Linked DNA regions of Homo sapiens: region 1 is linked to region 2. The links are chromatin loops, found by intact Hi-C in ENCODE. Cell type or tissue: pancreas. All regions are shown on one strand. Each heading gives the region's core, and the rest is flanking DNA. Links, peaks and the distances in the headings are about the cores only.

What was found. Peaks named below come from ENCODE experiments on the same cell type or tissue, not always from the same donor. Only the 100,000 strongest peaks of a DNase experiment are listed, where the experiment ranks them.
Region 1: it touches region 2 in a loop (2.6-fold over the local background); 95 of 110 quality-filtered maps call a loop at or near these places.

The regions. Positions count from the first base shown.
Region 1 is chr4:1,806,105-1,812,449 of GRCh38, reverse strand. It overlaps FGFR3 (fibroblast growth factor receptor 3), which reads right to left. Exons shown (of 18, transcript NM_000142.5): 14 at 6,277-6,345; 15 at 6,123-6,193; 16 at 5,767-5,904; 17 at 5,516-5,621; 18 at 3,583-5,334. The coding sequence ends at 5,188. It overlaps LETM1 (leucine zipper and EF-hand containing transmembrane protein 1), which reads left to right. Exons shown (of 14, transcript NM_012318.3): 14 at 1-971. Among named protein-coding and RNA genes, the nearest start is that of FGFR3, 16 kb to the right of the region's middle. In pancreas, for the core only: CTCF peaks have their summits at 2,146 and 2,347 (motif pointing right); DNase peaks (open chromatin) are centred at 1,169, 1,289, 2,039, 2,409 and 1 weaker place.
Region 2 is chr4:1,742,602-1,750,338 of GRCh38, reverse strand. TACC3 (transforming acidic coiled-coil containing protein 3) reads right to left here. Exons shown (of 16, transcript NM_006342.3): 14 at 5,715-5,821; 15 at 5,507-5,627; 16 at 5,168-5,391. The coding sequence ends at 5,326. Among named protein-coding and RNA genes, the nearest start is that of TACC3, 25 kb to the right of the region's middle. RefSeq lists a silencer at 1,318-1,517. In pancreas, for the core only: CTCF peaks have their summits at 1,544 (motif pointing left) and 3,952 (motif pointing left); DNase peaks (open chromatin) are centred at 1,482 and 3,904; H3K27ac peaks cover 1,366 bases.

The DNA of each region.
Region 1 (6,345 bases), core at 1-5,000, 63 kb before region 2:
GAAACGAATTCCTGATTTAGGAATTCAGTGTTTCCTCCTCACTCCAGCTAAGCACTCACTTTTTTTTTTTTTTTTTTTTTTTTTTGATACAGAGTCTCGCTCTGTCACCCAGGCTGGAGTGCAGTGGTGCGATCTCGGCTCACTGCAAGCTCCACCTCCCGGGTTCAAGCGATTCTTCTGCCTCAGCCTCCTGAGTAATTGGGATTACAGGCATGCGCCACCATGCCCAGCTAATTTTTTTTTTTTTTTTTGAGACAGAGTCTTGCTCTGTCTCCCAGGCTGGAGTGCAATGGCGTGATCTCGGCTCACTGCCAGCTCCGCTTCCTGGGTTCACGCCATTCTCCTGCCTCAGCCTCCCGAGTAGCCAGGACTACAAGCACCCGCCACCACACCTGGCTAATTTTTTTGTATTTTTATTAGAGACAGTGTTTTACCGTGTTAGCCAGGATGGTCTCGATCTCCTGACTTCGTGATCTACTCACCTCGGCCTCCCAAAGTGCTGGGATTACGGGCAAGTTTTTATTAGAGATGGGGTTTCATCATGTTGGTCAGGCTGGTCTTCAACTCCTGACCTCAGGTGATCCACCCGCCTCAGCCTCCCAAAGTGCTGGGATTACAGGCATGAGCCACCGCGCCCGGCCTGAACTCTCAGTTCTAACGCAGGGATTCAGGAATTGGGCTTTCAGACTCCTTCTGCAGTGTCACAGTCCAGACTTTTTTTAAATGAAGGACACCCCGCAGTGGCTCACAGTGGGTCCCAGGGCTAGCAGGAGCGTGCTGGGGAGCCGGCTCTGTCTTTGTTCGCAGTGGGTCCCGGTGCTGGCAGGAGTGTGCTGGTGAGCCGGCTCTGTCTTTGTAAATCCTTCAGGGGTCCTACGGCTGACTCCACCGGACAGCCCGTCCTGGGCCGTGTTAAGCACCTTTTGTAGAAATCGTATTTTTATTAAAACATCAAATCTGTGTTCCTGTAACAGTGCAGAGTAATAATATTTCTGAACCGTTGGGCACACAGGAGCGAGTGGAAGCCGGCAGAGCTGTCCACGTGGCTGCAGGGGCTGGGCCTTGGGGCGCGTGTGGCTGTGAGGCCAGTTCCAGAAGGAGCCTCACCATCCCTGGGGGTTTGAGTGCTGGGCCGCCCTCCATGGGTTCAGCCCTTGGCTTCACGCTTCCTGCTCTGCAGGATGGGCCTGCAGGGTCAGGAGACCCACGTCCCCAGGTCCTGTGACAGCGTGAGCTGCTCATGGAACAGTGTGGGACGTTCTCCAGGCCAGTGGCCCTGCCACCTGGTCATGCTCTCCCTGCTCTGGGGACCTCAGTGACTTCTTGGGAGTCCTGGGGTTAGGGGCTGGGACCCTCGCCGAGGTGTCACCCAGGAGGGCCAGCTCTTCTGAAAGACTCCTCAGGCCGCTGAGGGGAAAGAGCACCGAGTACTGCCCTAGGGAGTCCTGGATGAGGCAGGGCCTTCAGCCTGCAGTCCAGCCCACAGGCAGGGCCCAGACGCCCTGAGGGATGTGTGATGGCCTGGGGCCATGGAGAGCAGCCCCCAGCCCGGACCTCTGGGTGCCTACCTGCCTCAGCGTGGCCTGGCTGCAGGAGTGCGTGGATGGTTCCAGCGCCAGGATAGCAGTGTGGTGTCTTGGCTCCCGACCCTTCTCAGTGGACAGAAGCCATCCCTTAGGTGCTCTGCCCACACTGGGACCAGGCCCTGTGGGCACCTCACAGGCTTCTCTGCGGCCCTGGCTGCTGGTTTGTTCACACTGAGAGTCCTCCCTCGGGGCCTCCCTTGACCCCTAGGCCCTAATTAATCAGAGGAAATGATGGACCCACAGCTGGGGTGGGAGGTGCTCCCTCATGGGGACAGCAGCCCAAAGAGCTGTGAACAAACCAGGTGCCCTTGGTGACCCCAGGAGCCACCAGTTGTGTCCTGGAAGCTGGGCCTCCCATGAGACATGTCCCCCTCAGCCATCAGCAGACAGCAAGGGCGGGGACCCTGCCAGCCTAGAGCACACCCAACCACTAGAGGGCACCCTGATGGCGGAGGTTCAGTTGTGCTGACAGCTGGGGTCTCTCATGGGCTCACCTTATGGGACAGGGGGAGGCAGCCAGGGAGCCCCTGGTGGGGCAGCTTCAGGGACTGTGCCCTGCCATCTGGGGTCGCTAAGGAAGCACGCTGAGGAGGAGGGGGCTGGCCCACCAGCACCTTCATGGGCCACTGTTCTCCCGGTGGCCCAGCCCTTTGGTCCCCAGCACCCATTCAGGATCCCACTGTGCCCACCAGAGGTCCACCAGAGCCCTGACAGGAGAGGGGCCTTGGGTTTGTAGCAGGGACACTGCCCAGCCAGCGCTAGGGGGCGCTCCCGGCCCGCGCTTCGAGCCCCATGCTCTGCCTGCCTTGGTGTGGATGCTGGCACTGCCTGCCTGTTGGCCTGGTCCCCCCACTGCCCTGCAGGCCTCAGCCTTCAGGCCCATGTGGGCCTCCCCATCCTGCCACTGTCACCAGGCGTCCCATGGCCAGGCCTGCCTCTGGGGCCCAGCATAGGGTTTCTGGGCAAGTGGGGGCATTAGGGATGCAGAGTCCCTTGTAAGGCCACTTCCACCAGGCCTGCGCCCACACGTGCTTCCCTGAATGGGGTTGAGTTAAACCCTTGCCTGCCCAGGAAACGGGCCAGCAGTACCCCCTGACCTGAAAGGTGAGTTTGTAGCCAGAGCATTTTAGAAGCTAGAGTTCATGCAGCTCATGGTTGGGAAACCCTGCTCTTGAGCCAGCAGAGGGGAGGAGAGCAGAGGGAGGACGGCAGAGGGGACAGCAGAGGTAGGGAGAGCAGAGGGGATGGGGGGAGGAGAGCAGGAGGAGGACGACAGAGGTGGGGACAGCAGAGATGGGAAAAACGGGAGGACAAGAGAGGGAGGATAGCAGAAGGGAGGACAGCAAAGAGGGTGGTGGGGAGTCAGGAGAGACGGCACACCTCCTCCAGGAAGCCTTCCCAGACTTGCTCTCACCATGTTGTCCTCCCACCCTGCTAGGGCTATGAACTTGGGCAAGGGCCTGGTTCCATCTCTGGGTTCTCAGCACCTCATCTGCCCAAAGGTGCTTTATCACTGTAGGGGACCCTGATGGAGCCCAAGGCAGTGGGGGCACTGGTTGCCCGGCCTGGGAGGGCAGAGAGCTGATCTGGAGGAGAGTGACCGCCTGTGTAGCCCCCAGGGCCCCATGAGGGCTTTGCTTGCTTTTGGCTCCATAGAGGGATGCCCAGAAAGCTCCCCAGCTGACTGGGAAGGCGGATGCCAGGAGTGGGGTGATGAGAGAAGGTCTGCCTCAGAGCTAGTGAGAAAGGACCCTCCCCACCACCACCACCACCTCAGGAACCCACAAGCTGGGAGCAGCCAGGGCAGTGCACCCCCAGGCACCCTGCTCCCTTCCGCCAGGCCCCTCCCATAAACATTCCTTGCTCTTGGGGCTCCCAGCCCACCAGTGACTTTCGGTGCTGCTGCCAGCATCCATCCCGCGCAACTGGGACCACCTGGCAAAGTGACCCCTCCCTCCCCTATCCCAGAACTGGAGACAGAAAGCACAGGGCCAGGTTAGCAACCAGGTGTCTTTATTTTTCGGAAAGTTCGTCGCTGGGTTAACAAAATCGCACCTGCCGGTTTGGGTGACACCTCTGGCCACCATGCACTGGGCCCCAAGAAGAGACCACCCTGAGCCATGGCCCTGCAGGCAAGCAAGGGACAGCTGCCCAGACTCAGGGCCCAGTAACAGTACAGAACGAACCAACTGAATTCACGGCTTCCCTCCAAGCTTTGAAAGGTAGCAGTCCAGGCTATAAAACTCTAGAAGCATTGCGTAAGAAGTGTTAAGTCTACAACAAATACATCTTGTAAAAACTCAATAAATTATATATATAGATATATATAAACTTGTAACATCTAATAACATCGGAACCTGCACACAGGGCCGGCCCCTCCCTGGAAACCGTCTCCCTGCCTGGGACACACAGCAATTAGAAGAATTTGTATGAAAATACCAGCTTGCTTTGAAGTCCAAAAAATAAATCTCCTAAAGAAAAATCCTATAGAAATCTAATTCTCCTGAAAAAGGACAAAGGAAATAAAATATCTTCACTGGAATCACCTCCAACTATTAACAACCTTTTAGGCTTGGAGGGGATCCTCCAGCTCCGGGGCAGGCTGGACGTACATTCTTGGCCGTCCCTCTATCGGCGGGATAAACCTTCTCGGTTGTCAATAAGTTAAAAATTAAAACTCTCCGCCATGTGGCCAGCTAAATGCTGGAAGTGTTGGGGTGTGGGAACAAGAGTGCCAGGGGCCCATAAATAGCTTTACAAATATACAGGTCCAGTTTTAAAACAAAACTGCGGTGCCAGAAAAGGCCCTGGTCCTCTGCTTGCATGGGTGAGACCCCCTGGGGCCTCCCTCCACGCCCCCCCACGCCCCGCCCAGGGCCATGCCTGCCTCCTGTGCCCCCAGGGTCGCAGGCCTCCGTTGTACCAGCCTTTTCCTCTTCCATATATGTTATATATATATATGTATATATACCATATACACAGCATCTATTTATAGAAATGTACACTAGTTTCCGGAATAAACCTTTTGCATAAAAGGTAAAGGCTCCCATCTTCAGGTACCCGTAATTTCAGTCTCTGAGGGGCAGGGTGGGAAGTGGGAAAGCCTGGAGGTGGGGAGGCGGTGCCACTAACACCCCAGGCACAAGGTGCTGGACATGTGGGGCTTCCCTGCAGGCTCAGCTTTGGGTGTGGGAGGGGCCGAGGCCCACCCTGTGATGTCCCGTGGTGCAAAGGCAGAGGCCGGAGCCATGTCGGGCCCAGCTCCCTGCCCCACGGGGGTCCCACCGGGTGGGCCCACTTACATTCTGCACTGGGTCCCCCCAGAACAAAGGCCCCTCGGTGCTGCAGCACCAGTCAGGAGACCGTTGCACAGCAGCGGGGACACCCAGGGTACCTCTGCACCTGGAGGCAAGATGCGCACGCACACAGGCACACGCGGATGTGCACACACACACACACACACGCACACACACACACACAGACCAAAGCTCTGTGTAGCTGTCTCTCCATCTGCACTGAGTCTCATGCCGGGGAGTGGCTGTGCACCAGCAGCAGGGTGGGCTGCTAGGGACCCCTCACATTGTTGGGGACCAGTGGCCCTTCACGTCCGCGAGCCCCCACTGCTGGGTGGGGCCGGGGGCAGCAGGTCGTGGGCAAACACGGAGTCGTCCCCTGAGGAGCTGGAGCTGGGGGTGTCCTGGCCACCCGGGGAGTACTGCTCGAAAGGCGCCGACAGGTCCAGGTACTCCTGCTGGCGGGAGGCGGGGTGAGCGCTGTGCCACCGAGCCCCTCTTCGCACAGCCACCTCTGTGCCCAGGCTGTGCCCCAGAAGGCCCGCCCCACACCTCAGCACTCTGGGGGGCAGGATGGCCGGGGACGGCAGGGGGAGGGGCATAGGCGGGTGGCACCAGGCCAGAGCCAGCACTCACGTCGGTGGACGTCACGGTAAGGACACGGTCCAGGTCCTCCACCAGCTGCTTGAAGGTGGGCCTCTGGGAGGGCGCGGCATGCCAGCACTCCCGCATGATCATGTACCTGCGGGCAGGGCGCTCAGGAGTGAGCCCCGCCGCTTCCCGCCTTATTCGGGAACAGCCTGAAGGGCTGCCAGTCCCTCCCCCGCCCAGCCCCGGAGGGACCCCCACCCCTGAGGACCCAGTGGAGGGCCAGGGATGCCACTCACAGGTCGTGTGTGCAGTTGGCGGGCTTGTCCATGCGGTGGCCCTCCTTCAGCAGCTTGAAGAGCTCCTCCACAGGGATGCCGGGGTACGGGGAGCCCCCCAGCGTGAAGATCTCCCAGAGCAGGACCCCAAAGGACCAGCTGCAGGGGAAGGTGAGGTCAGGCTGTCCTGAGACTCCCAGGACAGACACCTGGGCGGGCACCAGGGGAATAGGCCAGGGCTGCGCTGCTGCCCCCAGGGAGGGGTAGAAACCACACCCAGGAGCTCCAGGGCACAGGCCTGGGGACTGCAGCTGGGGTCCTGGCTCTGCCCAGTTCCCGCCTCCACCCCTGAAGCCTGAGCTCTGCAGGACACGTACACGTCACTCTGGTGAGTGTAGACTCGGTCAAACAAGGCCTCAGGCGCCATCCACTTCACGGGCAGCCGGCCCTGGGAGGGTGTGGGAAGGCGGTGTTGGCGCCAGGCGTCCTACTGGCATGACCCCCACCCCCGCACCCCAGGGCCGGGCTCACGTTGGTCGTCTTCTTGTAGTAGTCGAGGTTGTGCACGTCCCGGGCCAGCCCGAAGTCTGCGATCTTCAT
Region 2 (7,737 bases), core at 1,117-6,116:
GGCCACCACTTATCAGCAGAGGCAGCCCCCAGCCCACACAGGAACCCTTTCTTTGAGGGTCCAGAGGCCCGGGGCCTGAGTGTCTCACTCACAAACAGCCCTCCTCTGCCCACTGTCCCTCAGAAGCAAACATAAGTGCATCCCCCCGCCCCCTCCTCTCTCTGCAGAGTGGGCCCCAGAGCTCCTGTGAGCTCAGCCAGGTGGGGCCGTCCGTGTCAGTGGGGTTTGGGGAGACGGGTGCGAATGGACATCGAGGGACAGAGGAGACACAGGGCAGGGGCCCCGCCCACCCTGATGTCTGCAGGGGCTCTAAGCCCTCACCTCACCCCTGCTGGCCTGGAGGGAGGGGCCTGAGTGGAAGGGAGGCGGGGACTGGGGGCGGGGACCGTGGGGTGGGGGTTCCTGGAGCCTGCACAGTTGTTCCTTCATTCATTTGACACACTTGCAAACTGTGCAGCCTCAGCCTGGTGTTTGGAACCGGGCTGGGGCAGACGCGTTCGAGGGGCTGTTTCTTGGAGTCTGGTCCATGCCTGCAGAATTGCAGAGTTGGAGGACCCAGTGAGTACCACTGGTGGTTCAGGCTGTAGAGCGCCATATCCCCAGCCACCCAGTTACAGGGTGTGTTCCCAGAACCCAGCTGGGCAGGGTTGGGTAGGGAGGGAGGGATTGGGCCTTGCCAGGGCCCCCCTGTCCTGCAGTCCCCCTATCAGGCTAGGCCAGACCCTCAGCTAGCGAGGGTGCCTGGTGTGCTGCCTCCAGCCCTGCATGGCCTGAAACCTCCCAGTCCCCAGCCCTGCCCTCCACAAACCTCCAGGGGTCTGGTGAGTGTGCAGGGTCCAGGGAACAGAGGGGAGGCAAAGTCGCAGTGAGGGGCTGGTGGGGAGGGGGTGGTGAGGAGGGGGCATAGTGGGGAAGGGGGAGGTGGGGGGGGCTATGCTGAGGAGGCAGGTGAGGAGGGGGCAGATGGGGAGGGGGCATGGTGGGGAGGGGGCACAGTGGGGAGGGGGCGTGTTGGGGAGGGGGTGCCTTGGGGAGGGGGGGCAGTGGGGAGGGGGCGTGTTGGGGAGGGGGTGCATTGGGGAGGGGGCGCAGTGGGGAGGGGGGAGGTGGGGAGGGGACAGGTGAGGAGGGGACAGGTGGGGAGGGTTCGTGGTGGGGAGGGGGCAGGGGGAGGGAACAGGTGGGGAGGGGTCGTGGTGGGGGGACAGGTGGGGAGGGGGCGTGATGGGGAGGGGGCACGTTGGGTGGGGAGGGGGCACGGTGGGGAGGGGGCGTGGTGGGGAGGGGGTGCGGTGGGGAGGGAGAGCGGTGGGGAGGGAGAGCAGTGGGGAGGGGGCAGGTGGGGAGGCCCTGTGGGGAGGCCTGGTGCGGGCCCAGGTGGCTCCTCGTCGCCCCAGGGTGGGGGCCCCTCCTGGAGGCCTGTGGCCAGGCGGTAGGAACAGCCTGGCAGGAGTGCGGTCGCGCCGGGTCTGCAGAAGGGGCTCCGGTGGCCCAATGGCGCCCCCTGCAGGCTGTTGGGGTCCAAAGGCTCAGGCAGAAGCCCCAGGAGTTCGGGGTCCCCAGAGCTCGGGGGCAGCCAGGACGTACACGTTCCACCCCTCCAACCCACGGCACAGGTGGCACGCGCACCTGCTACTGGAGCACACCCCAAGGAAGGCCTGGGCTCGGGCAGAAGCCCCTCCTTGGACCTCGTCCAGCCTCAGCCCTGTGGGGACAGGGCTTTTCCCTCACGTGCTCCAGCTTCCTGAGCGGCTGCTGGCCCGGTCCTGCCCCTCACAGAGCTCCCTAAGAGAGACAAGGGATGTGCGCTCAGCCCACCAGGGCAGTCCGGCGCGGCGCCGGGGCTTAGTCCCCAGGCCTCCGGGGGTCCTTCCCAGAAAGTGGAGTGATGGGCTGGAGGAGGGACCTCCGGCAACCACGTGGGCTTGCAGCGACCCTCACTGGCATGGACCTTGGGGACCGAAAGGGGTCTGGGGTTCAGCCTGGGCTGGGGACAGCTCCTGAGTCCATGGGAGGGTGATCTGGGTCTGCCTGCAGGCTGGGTGAACTCTCTCCCGGGGCTCAGGCTGGGTAGGGCAGGGTGGGGGCTGCAGAGGGGTGCCTGGCAGGGAACGCTCGGGCTGTGGTCAGCTTGTCCTGGCCTATCTCCCTCGCCCCCACCCCCTCTTCCATCCAGCCTGGTGGCTGGCGGCCCCTGGAGAGAGCATGGGGGCATGGGAGTGAGCTTGGAGGGGCAGCCCCACCGGCCCTGTTGAAAGGGTCTTGACCAGCCCAGGGAGGCAGCTGCAGGTTCCACTCCTAGGTGGCCTTAGAGGGGTGGGGGTGCCCCACAGACCTAGCTTCTCCATGTGGGCTGAGCCCTGCACTCCCCTCGGGATTTGGATATTGGCTGCAGGGGGAGCTGGGCAGTGGGTGGGCACCAGGCTGGACAGCCCCTCGGACGGCGGGGTCTCATCCTGCCTGGGACCAGATGGCTTGCACCACAGACACGTGTTTCTCTGGGTTCTGGAGGCGCCAAGTCCGCCATCAGGGTGCTGGCGGGTCAGTTCCTCCAAAGTGCTCTCCCGGCCTGCTGCCTTCCCGCAAGGACACTAATCCCAGCAGACCAGGGCCTCACCCTCACGACCTCGTCTAACCCTCACCCCTCCTTCCAATGGGGCACGTCGGGGGGGTGTTTCTGAGCCCTGCCCTGAGCTGTGGGAAGGGCAGAGCCGAGCGCTGCCTCCATGACTGTGTATGAGGACTCCCACGGAGGCAGCCCCCAGGACAGCTCCTGTTTCCTTGAGCCCCCCACAAGGCGACTGCGTGGATGTGCAGGGGGTCCGGGGCTGCGGAAGTCCAGGCCACGGCTGCGTGCCCAGCTCAGGTCATGTTTACCAGGCAGGCCAGTGCCAGGGCCCCCGCCCGGCCTCGCAGCCCTGAGTTAACTCAGGCTCCAGGATAAACACCCATTCAGCCACACAAGGCCCCTTTGTCCTGGGAGAGAGGCTCCCGGCCCAGGACGCTGCCTGGTGGCCGGTGTCCTCGGCGCGGCCCCAGGCCCGGCCAGGTGCCCTGACACGTTCAGCCGCCCTGCACGGCCTTCTCCGGGCAGGCTCCCGGCTTGGCTCAGAGAGGCCCCAGCAGGGGACAGGGCCCTGGGCAGCTGTCAGAGGAGCCAGAAGGCCAGACCGGCAGGGCTGAGTGAGGAGGAGGACCTGGCAGCCGCCTTGTGTCCTGAGACCTTGTCAGAGCAGAGCTGACCCGGCAAAGAGAGGTGGGAGTCCTGCGGCCGGACATGCCTGTGGGCAGCGGGGAGGCCGAGGCGGGCCGTGCTGCCCATAGGGCAGCTGGTGAGCTCTGGAGGCTCGAGGGCCCTTCTTCTCCCCCATATCCTCAACCCCAAGCAGGAGAGGGGGCCCACACCCTGTGCTTGGCCCGTCTCCCCCGGCCAATGGCCACTGGTCTGTGGGCCTCGGTTTCTCGTCTGTGAAGTGGGCCACGGAAGGCTCTCAGAGGCCCCTCAGCCAGGGATTACACCCTATTGTTACCCAGGCTCGGGGCTGAGATGGGGGTTGCTGCCCACGGGAGGGAGGGGCGCGATGGTCCTGGGAAGCCAGTCAGGAGGTGCCGCAGGAGCACAGGTGGGCTGTGGAGGGGGAGGGAGTGGCCCCCAGGCCCCCCTGAGGCTGGCCCAGTCCCTGCCCCAGCCGTGACTGGCCATGGCCCGCTGTGGCCGTCCATCCCTGTGCCAGGCCCCCTCCTCCAAACGTGCTAAGAACAAATGCACCCTCATGCCCTTGGGGACACCCCACTGGCCACCCAGGCTGAAGCCCCTGCCCGCCCCTCAGCCTCCCTGGCGGTCCATGCGGCTTCTTGGCACCCGTGCCCCGCCCCTTCAGGGTGTCACCCACCTGGTCCGGTCCCTGCATGGCCCATGGCGGCAAGCGACCCCTGGCGGCGGCTGGGGGTGTTGTTGCGCCCACCCGAGGTCAGTACTGCAGTGCTGCTCACCAGGCCAAGGGGCAGACTCGCAGAGCCTTGGAAGCAGGTCCTGGGACTGCAACCCCCAGGCTCAGACACTACTGGGGCCAGGTGACTGCGGCCAGATCTCGGCCTGGGTCCCTCCCTATGTGGGGAGCCCCACTCTTCACTGATGGGAGAAAACGGCTTTTCTGGACGGCGTGATCTGGGCACAGCAGCAGCACCGACCCCTGGAAACAGGTTACAGCGTCAACCCTTGGTCTTGCCTGGCCCCTCAGGAGGCCCTGGCCCTCTGGCTGGTGCTGGGGTCCTAGGTGCCATGGCTGAACCCAGTGACCAGCATCTCTCAGCTCGGTACCCAGGTTCCCGGGATGCCCCAGCTGGGCCAAGCCTCTGCCTGACCAGAAGGGCTCCTGGAACTGCCTTGGGTTCCAGTGTGCCTGTCTGAGTTTGAGATCCGCAGGACGGGACTGCTGGAGATGGGGTTAGGGTCGGGGAGGAAGCCCTGCCGTGTGGAGACAGAACTTCCTCAGGGAAGCCTGTTTTGCTCTGAAGTCTCCACGCCCCCAAGGACGAGGACGACAGGAGCTGAGCAGCTGCACCTGCAGGGGGCCTCCCTCCACACCCACACCCAGGTGAGCGCTCAATTAGCTGGGGCTGCAGGCTCGCCAGGTCGGCACCAGAATCAGAGCCACCGGCATGCATGCCTGGCTGTTCACAGTTTTTGTTTTATATGAAAACTTCCCCGTCTCTACTAAAAATACAAAAAATTAGCCGGGCGTGGTGGCGGGCGCCTGTAGTTCCAGCTACTCGGGAGGCTGAAGCAGGAGAATGGCGTGAACCTGGGAGGCGGAGCTTACAGTGAGCCGAGTTCACGCCACTGCACTCCAGCGTGGGTGAGAGACTGTCTCAAAAAAAACAAAAAACAAAAAAACAAACAAAAAAACGAGTCCATTTGGACTTTGATGTGTGTACCTGAGGCCAGGACCATGTAGCCAACCCGAGGTGGCCGGGGCAGACTGGGCAGGCCTGAGCCTCCTCTATCCACTGGCTGTCCCTGCCCCTCGGCAGGGTGGCCTGAGCCTGGGGTAGGCAGGGACCAAGTGGCCAGCTCTGAGGGGAAGGGAGGGCACCTGCGGGTCGGCTCAGCCTCAGGCTAGAGCTGGGAAACCTTTGCTTCATCAAGACCAGAGCGGCTTCAGTGTTTAAATTGAAAGGAAACTTTTATTGAGTCATGTTTTCAAAGCAATCTAGTTTTTAAAAAAGTTGAAGACAAGACAGAAAAAAGAACATGACACCTAAGAGAATCAGACAGGACAGACAGACGGGAGCAGGGGGGCGGGGACAGCGGCTCCGTGGAGGTCAGATCTTCTCCATCTTGGAGATGAGGTCGTCGCAGATCCTGGTCAGCTCCTCGTTCTCTTTAGTCTGGAGGAGGAAGATGAGTTGCGGGGCTTCTCCCTGCTTGGAGGGAGCAGCAGGCCCAAGGGCCTTCTAGAAGGTGCTGCCAGACGGCCCCTTGAGCTGGGCTTCCCGCACCCACCTTCTGCTCCACTGTCTTCTCCAGCGACTGGATGCGCATCTGCTCCTTCCTCAGGCTGGCCTGGAGGGCCAACGCTTCCGCCTGGGCCTTGCTCCGGACCTGGGCGATCTCCTCGTTTGCCCTGGAGGGGTAGGGGCGGGGCAGAGGCTGAGCTGGGGCCCAGGTGCTCAGATTCTCCCTCCAGGGTGGGGCCTCGCCCAGCACTCACAGCTGCAGCTTCTCCTCCGCGTGGGCCTTCAGGGCTTGGTACCTCTGGCCCTCCTGGGTGATCCTTGCCAGGTAATCCTCCACGCACTTCTTCAGTGACTCTTCGTTCTAGGAAGGGGCAGGCATTAGCTGTGGGTACCACGCCGTCTGCTGGAGAGCACCCAGGCTTGGTGTCTGGGGACCTGCAGATCCTCGAGGCTGTCTGGGGCATCAGCCGTGAGCCAGTAGCTCCCGTTTTCCTTTTGGAAAAAGCCCCTTCACACAAGTTCCCAGCTCACCCCCTCTGGAGGTTCAGGACAGCCCTGGCTCTCCACCCTGAGATGCCGGGCCTGAACCTGGTGCCCTCACGGCTGGGCCCCCTCCTGCCACACCTGCAGCCTCTGCTGGCACCAAGTGCTGCTGGAAAGTGGGATGCACCTGGGACCACTGACAGCCCAGCCCGTCTCCCTCTGGAGCTGAGCCCTGTGCTTTGGGGACAGGCAGGGGAGGCCAGCAGGAGCCACATGGTTACCCAGACACGCCTGCTCCTCACAGGCTGCTGCCCCCTCTGGGGGCACCTTCCGCTCAGTGACTGAGAAGCCCTAACTGAGGGGTTCCTGGGTCCCCGAGTGGCCTCTGCTTGGGAAGGCTCAGCCTACCTGCCTTCTTCCTGCAGTGCCCCCAGCGGCCTCACAGCCCAGCCATCCTCACTCCTCTGTCGCAGCCCTGTATCCCAGAAGCACCCTCAGCACTGCAGCCTCTCCCTGAGCCCCTACCCAGCATGCAGCCCCTGATGTCCTGCGGAGGTCACGCCTCCCTTAAACCCACAGCACTGTGTTTCTCTGCTGTGGAAAATTCCCAACAGCGTCTGTCCGGGAGGCGGCATCCGGAAGCTCTCACGTGTGCACAGGTCAAGCCTCCCGCCACAGCGGCGTCTCTCCCTCTGGCTCTGGGGGCTGCCGTCCACACACTGGTTCCCAACTCAGCCTCTGCTTCCCTCATCTGACCTGTACCCTTTGAATTGTTAATGTTGTTAACTGTGTACCTGTTAGAAATTTCCATTTGGTTCTTTTCTAGTTTCTGTTTTTTTTTTTTAGACGGAGACTCACTCTGTCACTCAGGCTGGAGTGAAGTGGCATGATCTCGGCTCACTGCAACCTCCGCCTCCCGGATTCAAGCGATTCTCCTGCCTCAGCCTCACAAGTAGCTGGGACTACAGGTGCGTGCCACCATGCCCGGCTAATTTTTGTATCTTTAGAAGAGACAGGGTTTCACCATGTTGGTCAGGCTGGTCTCAAACTCCTGATCTCGTGATCCACCCGCCTCGGCCTCCCAAAGTGCTGGGATTACAGGCGTGAGCCACTGTGCCCAGGCTTTTTTTTTTTTTTTTTTGAGACGGAGTCTCGCTCTATCGCCAGGCCATAGTGTGATGGCGCGATCTTGGCTCATTGCAACCTCCACCTCCTGATTGATTCTCCTGCCTCAGCCTCCCAAGTAGCTGGGACTACAGGTGCCTGCCACCATGCCCAGCTAATTTTTGTATTTTTAGTACAGAAAGGGTTTCACCATGTTGGCCAGAATGGTCTTGAACTCCTGACCTCATGATCCTCCCGCCTTGGCCTCCCAAAGTGCTGGGATTACAGGCATAAGCCGGCCTAGTTTTTCTGTATTTTTTGTTTTCTGAGAGAGTCTCGCTCTGTCGCCCAGGCTGGAGTGCAATGGTGCCATATCGGCTCACTGCAACCTCTGTCTCCCAGGTTCAAATGATTTTCTGTCTCAGTTTCCTGAGTAGCTGGGACTATAGGTGCACACCACCATGCCTAACTAATTTTTGTATTTTTTTTTTTTGAGATGGAGTCTCACTCTGTCGCCCAGGCTGGAGTGCAGTGGCACGATCTTGGCTCACTGCAACCTCTACTTCCTGGGTTCAAGTGATTCTCCTACCTCAGCCTCCTGAGTAGCTGGGACTACAGGCAAATGCCACCCTGCCCAGCTAATTTTTGTATTTTTAGGAGACGGAGTTTCATCATGTAACCCAGGCTGGT